4 separate regions of the Homo sapiens genome follow, and regions 1, 2 and 4 are each linked to region 3. A link is a contact called in ENCODE Hi-C or POLR2A ChIA-PET data. All regions are on one chromosome and are shown on one strand. Each heading gives the region's core, a stretch centred on a gene start or an enhancer-like site at or near the end of the contact. The rest is flanking DNA. Distances are from core to core; before and after follow the strand shown.

Evidence for each region. A loop is a pair of places that touch in the nucleus more often than their neighbours do. ChIA-PET counts read pairs that join two places held with the same protein, here RNA polymerase II (POLR2A). Pooled maps may share reads with other maps.
Region 1: a loop to region 3 is called in a pooled map, with 5 times the contacts of the local background. The contact joins the promoter of ZMYND19 here to the promoter of TRAF2 in region 3. A Hi-C loop is called at or near these places in 6 of 50 pooled maps. POLR2A ChIA-PET finds 5 or more read pairs at or near these places in 2 of 52 experiments (HEK293T and MCF 10A).
Region 2: a pooled map shows a loop between it and region 3 (10-fold over the local background). The contact joins the promoter of MRPL41 here to the promoter of TRAF2 in region 3. A Hi-C loop is called at or near these places in 4 of 50 pooled maps. POLR2A ChIA-PET finds 5 or more read pairs at or near these places in 2 of 52 experiments (RWPE1 and activated B cell).
Region 4: a loop to region 3 is called in a pooled map, with 8 times the contacts of the local background. The contact joins the promoter of NSMF here to the promoter of TRAF2 in region 3. A Hi-C loop is called at or near these places in 6 of 50 pooled maps. POLR2A ChIA-PET finds 5 or more read pairs at or near these places in 2 of 52 experiments (IMR-90 and activated naive CD4-positive, alpha-beta T cell).

Annotation. Positions count from the first base shown.
Region 1 is chr9:137,589,244-137,592,508 of GRCh38, reverse strand. It overlaps ZMYND19 (zinc finger MYND-type containing 19), which reads left to right and starts at 1,997. Exons shown (of 6, transcript NM_138462.3): 1 at 1,997-2,296. The coding sequence starts at 2,246. It overlaps LOC124902318 (a long non-coding RNA gene), which reads left to right. Exons shown (of 3, transcript XR_007061885.1): 3 at 1,401-1,470. RefSeq lists silencers at 1,452-1,521, 1,712-2,101, 2,382-2,491, 2,542-2,591 and an enhancer at 2,862-2,911.
Region 2 is chr9:137,550,183-137,553,717 of GRCh38, reverse strand. MRPL41 (mitochondrial ribosomal protein L41) reads right to left here and starts at 1,839. Exons shown (of 2, transcript NM_032477.3): 1 at 1,740-1,839; 2 at 1,163-1,644. The coding sequence starts at 1,636. The coding sequence ends at 1,223. It overlaps LOC124902317 (a long non-coding RNA gene), which reads left to right and starts at 38. Exons shown (of 2, transcript XR_007061883.1): 1 at 38-131; 2 at 1,017-1,191. It overlaps PNPLA7 (patatin like domain 7, lysophospholipase), which reads left to right and starts at 3,316. Exons shown (of 35, transcript NM_001098537.3): 1 at 3,316-3,535. The coding sequence starts at 3,521. RefSeq lists a silencer at 1,568-2,517.
Region 3 is chr9:136,885,259-136,888,859 of GRCh38, reverse strand. TRAF2 (TNF receptor associated factor 2) reads right to left here and starts at 2,344. Exons shown (of 11, transcript NM_021138.4): 1 at 2,319-2,344. It overlaps MIR4479 (microRNA 4479), which reads right to left and starts at 2,127; the gene lies at 2,057-2,127. It overlaps LOC105376326 (a long non-coding RNA gene), which reads left to right and starts at 2,606. Exons shown (of 3, transcript XR_930448.2): 1 at 2,606-2,762; 2 at 3,510-3,567. RefSeq lists enhancers at 912-1,647, 1,648-2,383 and silencers at 1,760-2,569, 2,790-2,919.
Region 4 is chr9:137,457,640-137,461,103 of GRCh38, reverse strand. NSMF (NMDA receptor synaptonuclear signaling and neuronal migration factor) reads left to right here and starts at 1,770. Exons shown (of 16, transcript NM_001130969.3): 1 at 1,770-2,072; 2 at 2,555-2,616; 3 at 3,203-3,464. The coding sequence starts at 2,002. PNPLA7 (patatin like domain 7, lysophospholipase) reads left to right here. Exons shown (of 35, transcript NM_001098537.3): 34 at 367-470; 35 at 628-1,152. The coding sequence ends at 711. RefSeq lists enhancers at 1-65, 2,889-3,464 and silencers at 1,540-1,889, 1,980-2,249.

The DNA of each region.
Region 1 (3,265 bases), core at 748-3,247, 700 kb before region 3:
TCACGCGATGTTCCTGCCTCAGCCTCCCAAGTAGCTGGGAATACAAGTGTGTGCCACCACATCCGCTAATTTTTGTATTTTTAGTAGAAACGGGATTTCACCCTGTTGGCCAAGCTGGTCTTGAACTCCTGACCTCAGGTGATCCACTTGCCTCGGCCTCCCAAAGTGCTGGGATTACAGGTATGAGCCACCAGGCCCGGACAAAATTTGGACTCGAATCCATTTCAAGTCAACCTCTGGGGGAACCTGGACTATGACACCAGTGCTTTTCAACTACCCTAGGGAGCACCCACCAAGCTCCACTTCTTTTCACAAAGCAGTTGCTCATAATCTCATCACACCCTTGCAACTCCATGAGGTTGAGATTGGTAGGGCAGGTACTTTTTTTTTTTTTTTTGAGACGGAGTCTCGCTCTGTCGCCCAACCTGGAGTGCAGTGGCACGATCTCGGCTCACTGCAAGCTCTGCCTCCCGGGTTCAAGCCATTCTCTTGCCTCAGCCTCCCAAGTAGCTGGGACTACAGGCACCCGCCACCACGCCCGGCTTTTTTTTTTGTATTTTTAGTAGAGGTGGGGTTTCACCGTGTTAGCCAGGATGGTCTCCAGCTCCTGACCTCGTGATCTGCCCGCCTCGGCCTCCCAAAGTGCTAGGATTACAGGCATGAGCCACCGCGCGCGGTCGGACAGGCATGTTTTGAGCAAGGCCCAGCCTGAACCCCAATGTGTGTCTCAGGCAGGCCAGGACTCATCAGCCCCTTCAGTCCTCTAGGGTGTCTGGGGTACTGGCAAGTACCAGGGGACCCAGAGATGGAACGTCTGGGCTCACTCATGTACACCCTTTGCAGGCTGGGGCACGGTGGCTCATGCCTGTAATCCCAGCACTTTGGGAGGCCGAGGTGGGCCGATCACCTCAGGTTGGGAGTTCGAGACCATCCTGGCCAATATGGAAAAACCTCACTTCTACTAAAAATACAAAAATTAGCCGGACATGGTGGCGCGTGCCTGTAGTCCCAGCTACTCGGGAGGCTGAGGCAGGAGAGTCGCTTGAACCCGAGAGGCAGAGGCTGCAGTGAGCCGAGATCGTGCCACTGCACTCTAGCCTGGGTGACAGAGCAAAACTCTGACTCAAAAAAAAAAAAAAAAAAAGCAAGAAAAGAAAACGGAACCCAGCAAGCCAGAAAGGAGCCTGTGCAGCTCCTCAGGTGCAGGAGTCGCCCTTGAGGCAGGGTGAGGCCTCCTCACGGGCGACTGGACACCGGCGGAGCAGGACGCAGGACCTAGCCCCGTTCGCTCCAGGCTGCAGGGGAGCCACGCTGCCCACCACGGCGTACCCAGTCCCTCCCTGAGCGGGTCTCGGCTTTCCCGCGGAGCCTAATGGGCCTCACTGGAGTTCCGTTTCCAGACGCCTTGGACCAGGCTGCTCTGGAGGTCAGCCGCCCCCGAGGCTGAAGAGCCGGCGGCTCGGAGAAGGCTGCGCGGGAGGCCGCGCCCTCCGGGTCGCGTGGGCCGGGCGTCCGCTGTCTCTCCAGAAACACCCGCGTCCCGCGGCAACGGCCTCTTCCTAGCCCGCCTCGCCCGCTCCCCGCCCGCCCAGAGGGCCCCGCACGAGCTCCGTCCACCTCCTCCTTCCGCGCTCGGGGCCAGGACGGCGGCGGGAAACAGCTTACGGAGGCTACCGCAAGGGAGGCGAAAAGCAGCCAGCTCGCAGAGCTCCACGGACCCGGCGCGAGTCCCCAGCCACACTCCGCACTGCCCCTCTAGGCGCGGCGCCGCTGCCCGCACAAAGCTTCCCGCGAAACTGACGTCGGCGCGCGCAGGCACCGCCCCCGGCCTCGCCCCTCCCCCGCGCTCGCCCCGCTCCCCAGAGCGCCGGCGCACTCGCCCTCCTCCTATTGGTTGTTGCGGGGCGGCGCGCGCCGGTCGGCGCCGTGCGCGCCTAGCCATTGGCCGAGCGGCGGCGGGCCGGGGGGTGTGTCCGGGGCTGCGCCCCGCCCCTCCGCTCCGCTCGCTGTGGTGCGCGCGGTGGCGGTGGCGGCGGCGGCGGCGGCGCGTGGCAGGTCCGGCGGGCGCGAGGCGGCGGCGGAGGCCCGAGCCCGGCCCAGCCTCGTCCCGCCCGGAGCCCGCCTGGCTGCTACCCCGACCCCGGCTCCGGTCCCGTCCTGTCCCGGCGCGCCGCGGCCTCGCCCCGGCCCCCGCTCGGCGCCTCCCGAGGGAGCGGCGCTGCCGGCCGAGAGCGCAGGCCCGGCCATGACCGACTTCAAATTGGGTATCGTGCGGCTCGGCCGGGTGGCCGGGAAGGTGAGCGGCGCGGAGCCCGCGACCCGGCCCGTCTCGCCCGTCCAGGCCTCCGCGCGGGGCCGGGGGCGGTTGTGCGGGCGGCGGCCGGGGCGGGGGCGCGGAGCCCGGGATGGGCCCCAGCGGGGCGGGGGACGCTGCGCGGGCCCGGCTGCTGGCCCCGCGCGGGTGCAGCTTCCTCTCGCAGGCCGGCGGGCACGCACCCCTCGGCTCTGGGGTGCACCTGGCCACCCTCGGCCCTGCCCTGCCGGAGGTGGAGGCCACGGCCCTGTCCCGAGCCGGGTGCGGAGATGCGTGGCTCGAGCCCGAGCCGCGTTCTCCCGGAGCCCTCCCAGTGGTGTCGGCGATCCGGGGCCTAGCGCGGCGTCCGGGCTGCCAGTGCGGCCACACGGTTTAAACACAGCGCCCTTTCCGAGGCAGCGCCACTTCCACACCTCTCGCCGAGGCGGGTCTGGTGTGGGCTCTTCTGTGCCTCCCAGTTCTCAGCAGGGCTTCAGGCTCGTTTTAACGCTGCCAGGGGTTGGCCACGTTAGGCTGAGCCTCAGACTCGGAGCAGAGAGGAAGAAGCCTGGGCCCTGATGCTGCAGACTCAGGGCCTTCCTCGACTTCTCTTCTTACTTGGCCCCCACGCTCCACGTTTGAGGCTGGGGATTCCATGGCACCTGTGGGCATTGAGGCTTGGCGGTTTCTCGGAGCCACCTGTGCAGCTGCACCAGCCAGGGTCCTTACCCGGATGGGAGCCCTGTTCCCGTCACCAGCGGCTGCGGCTTTTGGTGGGAGAGAGGAGCCGAGGCAGTGTCAGGCGGCGTCAGGTAAAACAGGTTCAGATCCCAGAAGAAAAACTGCCAAGAGGGAGACTGGCCCGTTCTGGGACCTGTTCCTGTTTCCTGCCCCTGCTGCAAGAGCATAGGCAGGGCCTGCTGGGGAGGAGGCTTTTTTCCACCAGGGAAGGGTGGGCTCTCCAGTCAGGTC
Region 2 (3,535 bases), core at 590-3,089, 670 kb before region 3:
CCAGGCTCCTGACCTCAGATGACCCGCCTGTCTCGGCTTCCCAAAGTGCTGGGATTACAGGCATGAGCCAGGGCGCCCAGCCCCAAGCATTTTGGATAACGACGCTCAACCTGTATTGGATCCCTATGCAGGTAAGTAAAAGGGAGTGTGTGTTCCAAGTTGCCTTGGGGGTCATCAGCTTGAAATATGTGAAGTCTGTAGGGAACACTCATCACTGCAGCACCCACACGGGTTAGCTCCCAAATACTGGACAGATGGTGACTTTAGGTGTGTGAACAAACTGGGTGTGTTACATCCAACTCCTGCTGTGAGGGCTTTTGTCTCTCTGGGAGGAACTGTGGTTGAGGTACAGGCCACTATTTGTCAAATCCTCAGCATTTACTAATGATACATAGGTGACTACAAGCAAAAAAACATGCAGTTTTATCCCTTTTTTGAGACGGAGTCTCACTCTGTTACCCAGGCTGGAGTGCAGTGGTGCGATCTCGACTCACTGCAAGCTCTGCCTCCTGGGTTTAAGCGATTCTCTTGCCTTTGGAGTAGCTGGGACTACAGTCGCACGCCACCACGCCTGGCTAATTTTTGTATTTTTAGTAGAGATGGGGTTTCATCATGCTGGCCAGGCTGGTCTTGAACTCCTAATCTTGTGATCCTCCCGCCTCAGCCTCCCAATGTGCTGGGATTACAGGCGTGAGCCACCGCACCTGGCCTTATCCCTTTCTTCTTTTCTGATGATACAACACAACATGTCACTATATGTCAGATTGCAACAGGAAATTTTCCTAGGCTGGGCGCAGTGGCTCACACCTGTAATCCCAGCATTTTGGGAGGCTGAGGCGGGCGGATCATTTCAGCCCATGAGTTCTCAGCCTGGGCAGCATAGTGAGACCCCCATCTCTGTATCTTTGTTCCCTGGGTGAATAATTTGGGGGATGAACTGACCAGTGCTGTCATCCGGCACAATCTGCCTTGTAAATTCTTTCTCCTGCAAGCTGAGTGATGTTTGCCCTTGGCAGGTTCCCAGAACCTTCGGACTCGGAAGATGACCTCCAAAGAGGTTCACAGCGCCGAGTCTGCATGAGAACTCGGCTTAGGTGCCTGCACTGAAATCTGTCATGCTGCACACTTTGCCATGACCTGAGGCCAAAAAACAAACACCGTATAGCTGGCAAAGGCGTTTAATAGAAATGAGATGAGGGCAGGCCGCCCCTCCCCCGCCCAGCTAGCGCAGGAAGTTCCTGGGGTAGAGCTGGAAGAGCTTTCCCTCCTGTGTGGGCTCGAAGCCGTACTTTTCCAGGTTGTCAGGGTCGAAGGTACCGTCCTTGAAGTCCTTTTCGATGGCAGGCGCCACGGCTTCGCTGAAGAGCTGCGCGGCCGTCAGGGGCGTCTCCTCGCTCTCAGGGGCGAGGTAGCTCACGTAGGGCTTGAGCTTGAAGCCGGTCAGATCCGGGACGACGAACTCCGGGACCATCTCCTTGATCTGCACGAACCTCCAGCCCGAGGTGAGGAAGCCGATGCCCTTGGCGCCCCGGCCCTTGCGGCCCCTGAAGCTGCGCGGGCCCCGCTTGCTCGTCCACTTGCTCATTCGGTCCGCACCCCGGACCAGGCAGCGCGCCGCTGCGGCCAGGACGCCCATGCCGCGCCCTGCGGGAGGAGAGAGCGGGTAGTCGCGGCCCCGGGAACCCGGCCAGCCCCGCCCCTGGCCGCGCGCGGCGCCCGCCCCAATCCGACAGACTCACCTGGACCGGAGACCCCACACGAGCTCCAAGCGGCCCCGGCTCCGGCGCCAACCCGGCCTCGACCTTGCTCCGCTTCCGACCGCTGCGTCGCAGCAAGAGCGGCTCCGATTGGCCGCGGCCGCCGCGTCCAATAGCGGCCCCAATCTGGTAGGGGGTGTGGCCGCGGGGACTCGGCCAATGCGAGGAGCGCGCGGGGCGGGGCGGGGCTCGCGGGGCTGGCGGTGCGGGGCCGGCGGTGCGGGGCTCGCGGGGCGGGGCTCGCGGGGCGGGGCTCGCGGGGCGGGGCTCGCGGGGCGGGGCTCGCGGGGCGGGGCTCGCGGGGCGGGGCTGGCGGATGAGTGATCGCTCTCAGCGCGGTGGTCCCTGGCGTCTCCACTGCCCGCCACTGCCTGTGTTCGTCCGCCAGGTGGCCGGCGGTTTCCCGGGAGCCCAGTCCCCCTGAGGCCGTGAGGTGGCGTCGGGAGGTCGGGGAGGACGCGGGCCCTGGACTCGAGACGGCCGCCGCGTTGACGCCGCGACCCTGCCTTTCTTACCCCTCCGCCGGGCGCGGCTCCTCTGGGCGGAGCCGGCAACCGCGCGGGGAAAGCCCGGGACCTGCAGCCGGGAGGGCCCGGGCTGTCTGTGCTCCCCCGCAGGCCGGGCAGTGGTGTGGGGGGACTCGAGCCCTCGCGGTGCCCAAATTAATCAATAATCTTGGACCCAGCACGTCCGGCTTGCGCACTGAGCCCTCCTGCCCGGTCACCCTCGCAGGCGACCTCTCACCCCACGCGGAAGTCGCCCCCCAGCCGCACCCTCACAATCCGGATCCACCCCCTCCCCAGCTGCACCCCGTCCCCAGCGGCACCCCCACAGCCCAGATCCATCCCCTCTCCAGCTGCACGCCCTTCCCCAGCGGTACCCCCACACCCCAGATCCATCCCCTCCCCAGCTGCACCCCCTCCCCAGCGGCACCCCCACGCCCCAGATCCACCCCCTCCCCAGCTGCACCCCCTCCCCAGCGGCACCCCCACGCCCCAGATCCACCCCCTCCCCAGCTGCACCCCCTCCCCAGCGGCACCCCCACACCCCAGATCCACCCCCTCCCCAGCTGCACCCCCTCCCTAGCGGTACCCCCACTCGCCGGATCCACGCGCTCCCCAGCTGCACCCTCTCCCCAGCAGTACCCCCACACCCCAGATCCACCCCCTCCCCAGCTGCACCCACTCCCCAGCGGTACCCCTACACGCCGGATCCACCCCCTCCCCAGCTGCACCCACTCCCCAGCGGCACCCCCACACCCCAGATCCACCCCCTCCCCAGCTGCACCCACTCCCCAGCGGTACCCCTACACGCCGGATCCACCCCCTCCCCAGCTGCACCCTCCTCCCCAGCTGCATCCCCACACCCCGGATCCACGCCCCGCCAGCGTCACCTCCCCTCCAGCCGTGCTTCTCCAGAAGGCAGCGCTGCCCCCATCCCCGCCGCGCTGGGCCTGGCTCCTCTTGACCTGCTTGGATACGCCCCATCTGGCTGCTGTTCTGGGTTCCGGGACAGCCACGTGAGGGCTGTTTACAGAGGGAAGGAGGTGGCTCCTAGCAGATGACAGACACTTCTCAAAAGACAGCTTTTCTTCCTGGAGAACAGACTTTTTCAGCAGGATTTTCCTTTCAGTGAAACATAATTTGACTTGAAAGGAACCCAGGGAAAAGTGTCCAGGTGTGAGCATGAGCGGGTAGAGGTGTGCCCTTGTTTGCTTCAGGCTGTCTGCTTTTCGCCCCTGACTGTTTTTTCTGTTTCTGGCCATGGAGGAAGAGAAA
Region 3 (3,601 bases), core at 1,095-3,594:
CCTTGTTGCTGGTAGGGCCGAGCTGTGTGTTCCCTTCACAATGGGACACCCCCACAAGAAATCAGAGGCCTTCACTAAGCTGGAGTCATCAGGCAGCTGAGACCTGGCATCCTGACTCTGGTGTGTGAACATGGTTTGGTGGCATCGGTGACTCTCAAAAGGACAAGCTGTATTGTTACACAAGTCAAACACTGCCCAAACCATGACATCAAATCAGATATGGGTGCAACCTGGCCGCTGCAGGGGTCACCTAGTCGCCGCAAACGCTTGGGTTCAACCCAGGCCTCGCCCTTCTCACAAGCAGACTCCAAGATGCCCCAAATGCTGGAGATTCAAACCTCAATTCATGTCTCCACCAACAGCACACAACTGCTTCATACAATACTGGACTCCACGTAAGAGTTCACTGGGTGGCACCCGATTCTTTTTGAGATGGAGTCTCGCTCTGTCACCCAGGCTGGAGTGCAGTGGCGCGATCTCGGCTCACTGCAAGCTCCGCCTCCCGGGTTCACGCCATTCTCCTGCCTCAGCCTCCGGAGTAGCTGGGACTACAGGCGTCAATGGCACCTGATTCTAACCCACTTCTATAAAAGCTCATCTGAGTAATATTCAGGAACACTGATCTGCATGCAGCCATGAATATGAGGCCCTCCAAATACTAGAAGTTAACTTTAAAACTGTAATTTCATGGCCGGGCGCGGTGGCTCATGCCTGTAATCCTAGCACTTTGGGAGGCCGAGGCGGGTGGATCACCTAAGGTCAAGAGTTTGAAACCAGCCTGGCCAACATGATGAAACCCTATCTCTACTAAAAATACAAAAAATTAGCCGGGCGTGGTGGTGCACGCCTGTAATCCCAGCTGCTCGGGAGGCTGAGGCAGAAAAATCGCTTGAACCCAGGAGGCGGAGGCTGCAGTGAGCCGAGATCGAGCCACTGCACTCCAGCCTGGGCAACAAGACCAAAACTATCTCAAAAAATAAATAAATAAAATTACAATTTTATATGTAACCCCATCTTTTTCAGGCTCAAAATAATACCAAATAGAAGCTTGATAACAACCTAAACTCTTAACAACTGTTTATACAAAAGTATCAGAAGCAAGCGTGGTAGAAGAGGAGATCTTGAACCTTACAAGTGTCCACCCATTAATACATTCAGTTCCTCTTATTAAAAACTAGGGCTATTAACAGGGAGAGAGACTGAGTTACAGGGCAGTAATTCCGTCCCTTCAAAATCATGTGGCCACAGAGCAGGGTCCGTTCTCAGTCCTAGTTTCCCTTGACTTGACCCAGACCAGACTCCCTCCTCCTCCGAGCCCCGTCTTCACCGGCTGCCAGACACCCCACCCCCTGTCGGCCCTACACCGAGTGGAGGCTTGGTGCTCTTCTGCACTGACCCTCAGCCCTCGGGGCCTCAAAATGACAACTCCAAAATACCCAGCTCTGGCCCTGACCGTTCCCCTGACCCCAGGCTGCCCATCTGGCCGCCTCCCGAGAGGCCATGGGCGCTGTGACTCCTTCATCTTGGCCTAGGAAGCACCAGCCTTCAGCTGCTCACGCCAGATTCTTGCAGACATTGCAACTCCTCTTTTTCTCGGCTCTACCTTCCACAAACATCCCCTGCTACTGCCAGGACCAGGCCCCGGCCCCGATCCCGGCCCGGTCCACCGCAGCCCATCCCCGCACTGGCTCCTTGCTGCCCCCGACCCTCCCAGCAGCCAGAGGGACTTTTCACCCAGGCTCAGCCTGGGTCTCCCCAGCCACTGGGCAGGAAGGCAGCAGAGTCGGCTCCGCCCCCAGCCTCACTGGTCTTCCCCGACCCCTGGCTGGGGGGCGCTGGCAAACTCAGGGGTCGGAGGCGCCCCTGACCCTCCCGAGCACGCAGCCGGCTGAGGGTGCGGGGCTTCGGGGACACGAGGGGCCCACAGCTGAGCGTGGAGGGGCGACAGGGTGCGGGGGAGCGACGGACCCGGGACGGGGCAGGGCCGGGTGGGCCGCCCACGGGCCTCAGGCGGTACTGGGAGCCGCGACCCCGCGCAAAACCCCGGACCGTGCCCTGGCGCTGCTCCGAGCACGGCCGCGCGCGTTCCCGAACTTTCCCGCGCCAGCCACGCTCGGACTTGGTTTCCGGCCCAGCGGCTCAGAGAAATCCCCTCGGGCTGGCCCCGCCCCCGCCCCGCGGCCTCTCCCGCCCCCGCTCCCGCTCCGGCCCGGAGTCTCCCTGAGAGGTGCCCGCGCCTGCGCCCGACCCCGCGCCCGACCCCGCACCCGACCCCGCGCCCGCGCCCGACCCCGCACCCGACCCCGCGCTCGCCTCACCCAACGGTCGCAGCGCGCCCGGAACTAAGGGCCCGCCCAGCTACCGCCCCCAACGCCGCCGCCGCCGCCGCCGCTCCGCCGCGTGCGCCTGACGGACGGACATGGGAGCCAACCAGCCAGCCCTCAGGAAGCTGTAGCGAGAGCCATTGGCCAGATACGCCCCGCTCCGAGCGCGCCTGACGGACTGACGCCGGAGCCAACCAGCGAGCCCGCAGGAGCCGCAGCGTGCGCCGATTGGTCGGCGCTGAGACGGCGTGGGTACCTAAGTCGCCCTCTGCTTTTTCCTCAAAGAGCGCGCCGGGGCGTTGGTGCGGGGAGCTGGTGAGGTGCTGCGCTGTGGGGTCCGCGCTAATTGGGTCCCTTCCCCAGGTGCGGCGAGACAGCGAGGCCCTTGCTTCCCCTCCCGTGGCCCCGGGGCGGAGACCCCTGCCGCACACCCGAGAGGTGAGCCGGGAGCCCAAGCCGGGCGACACCGGTTCCCACGAGGCGCGCGTCGCGCGCGGGACGCGGGGCCCTGGCGGGGCGGCCGCACCTACCCGACACCTGCGGGTCCCTCCGCCTCCCCCGGTGCCGGGCGCAGAGCGGCGCCTCAATTTGGGTAACATTTATGAGAAACAGGACTAAAAGAATACTGCACACTTAAGTAAGGTATTAAGGCTATGGGGTCTCCTTTTGGGGTGAGGTAATGCTCTGCAACCGGACAGTGGTGACGGCCGCCCGACATGGCCGGTGTGCTAATCTACTGGGTTGTGCACTTTATTTATTTTTTTTTTTGAGACGGAGGCTCACTCTGTCGCCCAGGCTGGAGTTCAGTGGCGCGATCTCGACTCACTGCAACCTCCGCCTCCCGGGTTCAAGCGATTCTCCTGCCTCAGCCTCCCGAGTAGCTGGGACTACAGGCGCCCGCCATCACGCCCGGCTAATGTTTGTATTTTTGATAGAGACGAGGTTTCACCATGTTGGCCAGGCTGGTCTTGAACTCCCGACCTCAAGTGAAAACACAACCTATGGCCTCCAGACACTCAAATGAAAACAGTGGCCTTGGCGGCCAAAACAGGGGCTGCCCTAGGAGTCCTGTGGGCTGCATGGGGGAGGCGGCACTGTCATCTGCCCAGGAGAACGGGAGCTGCAGCAGGTTCTCTCTGGCGGTGCACGGGCTAGCACTGGACACACCACCCCCTCTCCATCCAGCCTTTGGTGAAATGGAGACCTTTCACCCCGCTTTGCAGAGAAGGAAACGTTCACGGAGGTAAGTCTCCTCCAAGCATTCAGACCCTGAGACC
Region 4 (3,464 bases), core at 521-3,020, 570 kb before region 3:
CCTGGGAGACGTCTTCATGGCTGCCGCAGGCCGAGAGGGCCCTGGGCAAGGCAGCCCCTATCCACAGTTGCCAGGTCTGGGGTGCTGGAGCCCTCAGGGTGCTTGGCTGACAAGGGGAGGAGTGTCTGCCCGCTCCTTGTCCTTGTGGAAGACCCACGAAGTGATGTGCTGGGGCAAAGCTGGAGCCAGACAGAACCAGGGGTGGTGTGCAGGGCTGCCCTGGGACCAGGTGGCTGCGTGTAGGGCCCCGGGCCACCTTGGAGGCGGGGGTGGGCATCTGTGGCCGGTTCTGCCTCTGAGTGTGGCTATGCTGGGTACGGTCCCTTCCTTGGGAGGGGACTGACGCAGCCCTACCCTCGGTGCCAGACGAATCTGACTACCAGACGGAGTACGAGGAGGAGCTGCTGGACGTCCCCAGGGATGCATACGCAGACTTCCAGAGCACCTCAGCCCAGCAGGGCTCAGACTTGGTGAGGAGCTGGGCATGGTCCCACCTGGTGCCCACAGCTGAGCCTTGGTGCCTGGCCCTGTGCCGGCCACTCCCTCCCTGTGGTCCCACCGGGTTACCAGCGCTGCAGAGCCCCTGCCCTGCCTGGTCCTCACCTGGAACATGCGGTCTGCTTGCAGGAGGACGAGTCCTCACTGCGGCATCGACACCCCAGTCTGGCTTTCCCAAAACTGTCTGAGGGCTCCTCTGACCAGGACGGGTAGAGGCCTCTGCTAAAGAGCCCGGATGCAGCGTCTTCCGTGGGACTGTCCCCAAGGCTGAGGCTCCTGCCAAGTCCTAGGGGCCTCTGTACCTGCCCTGCTGGAAGCCCTGACTTCCCCGGGGCCCCAGGCTGTGTTAGGGTTCTCTGGGCCTCTTCTTTGTACCAGCAGCCCTGCATACAGGGCCCTGTGAGCCCCCCTGCAGTCCTGTGAGGCCCCTGAAGCTCTGTGAGGCCCCTGAAGCTCTGTGAACCCCCTGCAGCCCTGTGAGGCCCCCCGAAGCCCTGTGAGGCCCCCCGAAGCCCTGTGAACCACCTGCTGCCCTGTGAGGCCCCCAAAGCCCTGTGAACTGCCTGCTGTCCTGTGAACTGCCTGCTGCCCTGTGAGGTGTGGGAGCCCTGATGCTGCCGTGTGATGTTTCAATAAAGGTGGATCTCACTGTTGGACGTGTCTCCCGGGCCGAGGTCCCTGTGGCAAAGAAACACTACTGGTTCTCCCTGATGCGGGTGGTCCCTGAGGCTGGGCAGTCCCCAGTCCTCCTCAAAGGACCCCACTGCTGGGGCCTGAGAGCCCTAGGGCGGCAAATGCAGGCCAGGCAGGTAGGGCGTCCAGAGTCTGCATAGAGCTGTGGCCCCCCAGGACCAGGACGGGCCCCTCTGTCTCTCTCTGGCCTCGTGCAAACTGGGTGCCCCCTAAACTGGCTTCCCCTTCGGTTTCCAGTTCCCAAACTGCACAGGGAGCCCTTTTGTGTAAGGGGAGGGAGAACCGGCCTCCCTGTGATCCTGCAGGTCTGAGCAGCAGATCGTGAGGGCCGAGGGCCCAGGACTTTGCGACCAGGGGGCCGCTGGCCTCAGTTTCCCCGCTCTGGAGGCCTGGACGAGAGGGCGCGGAGCCAGGCCGCCCGGCCCCGCCCCCAACTCAACCCGGGCCCGGACGTCACGGTGGGCGGGGCCACATGTCCTCTCCGAGCTCTCCGGGGCCCTGACGTCACGGTAGGTGGGGCCGACCGCCCCTCTGGGCCCGCCCGGGCCCTGACGTCACGATGGGCGGGGCCGGCCCTCGGTTCGGGCAGCGCTCTCCCGGGAGCGGCGGCACGCGCGGAGCGCCGGGTGCGGCCATGCGGGGACCGGGCCCGACCCCGAGCCCGACCCCGAGCCCAAGCCCGAGCCGGAGCCCGAGCGAGACCCCGAGCCCGAGCCCGAGCGCGACCCCCGGTGCGGCGCGGCTACCCCGGCGGAGGCGGCGGGCGCGGGGCGCGCTCTGAGGCCCGGGGGATGCGCCGCCGCCTCGACCATGGGCGCCGCCGCCTCCAGGAGGAGGGCGCTGAGGAGCGAGGCCATGTCCTCGGTGGCGGCCAAAGTGCGGTGAGTGCGGCGGGGCCGCCTTCCCGCACCCCGCCCTGGACCTCCGACCCCGCCCGAGTCCGCCCCTGCCCCGCGGTGCTCCCCGGGCTCCCGGGCCCCGGCCTCTGCCACTGAGGCGCCCTCCCCGCGCCCCGCGCCTCCCTCTTCCTGGTCCCCTGCCCTGCTCTTCCCTCCCCTCCCCTCGCGAGCGCGTGGTGGGCGAGCGCACCCCCCAGGTCGGGAGTGGCCTCGGTTCCCCCGGGGAACAGCAGCCGACCGGCCTCGCGACCCCTCTCCACGGTCCGACGGGCAGGGGCCGGGCCTGCAGGCCTGGCCAGGGCGCACCAGGACCAAGGGTGTGTGGGCTCCCGGAGGGGGACGACCCCGACCCTCCTTCCAGACGCCGAGGGCCTGGCTGGGGACCGGACCCCCGGCTCTTGCGCGGCCCGGTGTTTGGGAGGGTCGTGCCGTGGCCTCTGACCGTGCCCTCTGTCCACCCTCAGAGCAGCCCGAGCGTTTGGAGAGTACCTGTCCCAGAGTCACCCTGAGAACCGCAACGGCGCAGGTAGGGGCACGCGAGGCCGTGCCAGGGCCGCCCAGACCCCCCAGCCCAAGGGATGCTGATCCCTGCCTCCGGGGGTGGAGCGTGAGGGGCATTGGTTGCGCGTGGGCCCGGCGCCCTGCCGGCCTGGCTTCCTTACATCCCCTGCCCTCCCTGCCCGAGCCCCAGGAGCAGTTCCCAGCCGCTCGTCACCATGGCACCCACCCCGCCTGGGCCGTTGGCATGGCAACAGGCCTCCTGGCTCCCCCAGGGCTGGCACCACTGCCTCTGGGGGCCAGCTGGTGGGGGGAGGGGGAAGTTGGCACCAGGCAAACGGTGCGATCGCAGGCTGGGGGATGGCCTGCGTGTTCCTACCCGGCAGGACCGCACACAGGTAGCACAGCGTCACCCAGCCCCCACGCACATGCTAGAGCTTCAGGCCCAGATAGGAGTGAGGGGCTCAGAAACACGCCAGTGACTAGGGTTTGGGCAGCCCTAGTCCCCCACAGAGGCCAGGTGCCCACTGGGTGTTCTCTGCCTTCGGCCTGCTATGAAACCGGCAGCGGGGGGCCCACACGCGGCAGGCAGGCTCACTCAGTGTCTCTCCTAGATCACCTGCTGGCTGATGCCTACTCTGGCCACGACGGGTCCCCCGAGATGCAGCCGGCCCCCCAGAACAAGCGCCGCCTGTCCCTCGTCTCCAACGGCTGCTACGAGGGCAGCCTCTCAGAGGAGCCCAGCATTAGGAAGCCCGCAGGCGAGGGCCCTCAGCCTCGAGTGTACACCATCTCTGGGGAGCCTGCCCTGCTGCCCAGCCCTGAGGCGGAGGCCATTGAGCTGGCGGTGGTGAAGGGGCGGCGGCAGCGGCACCC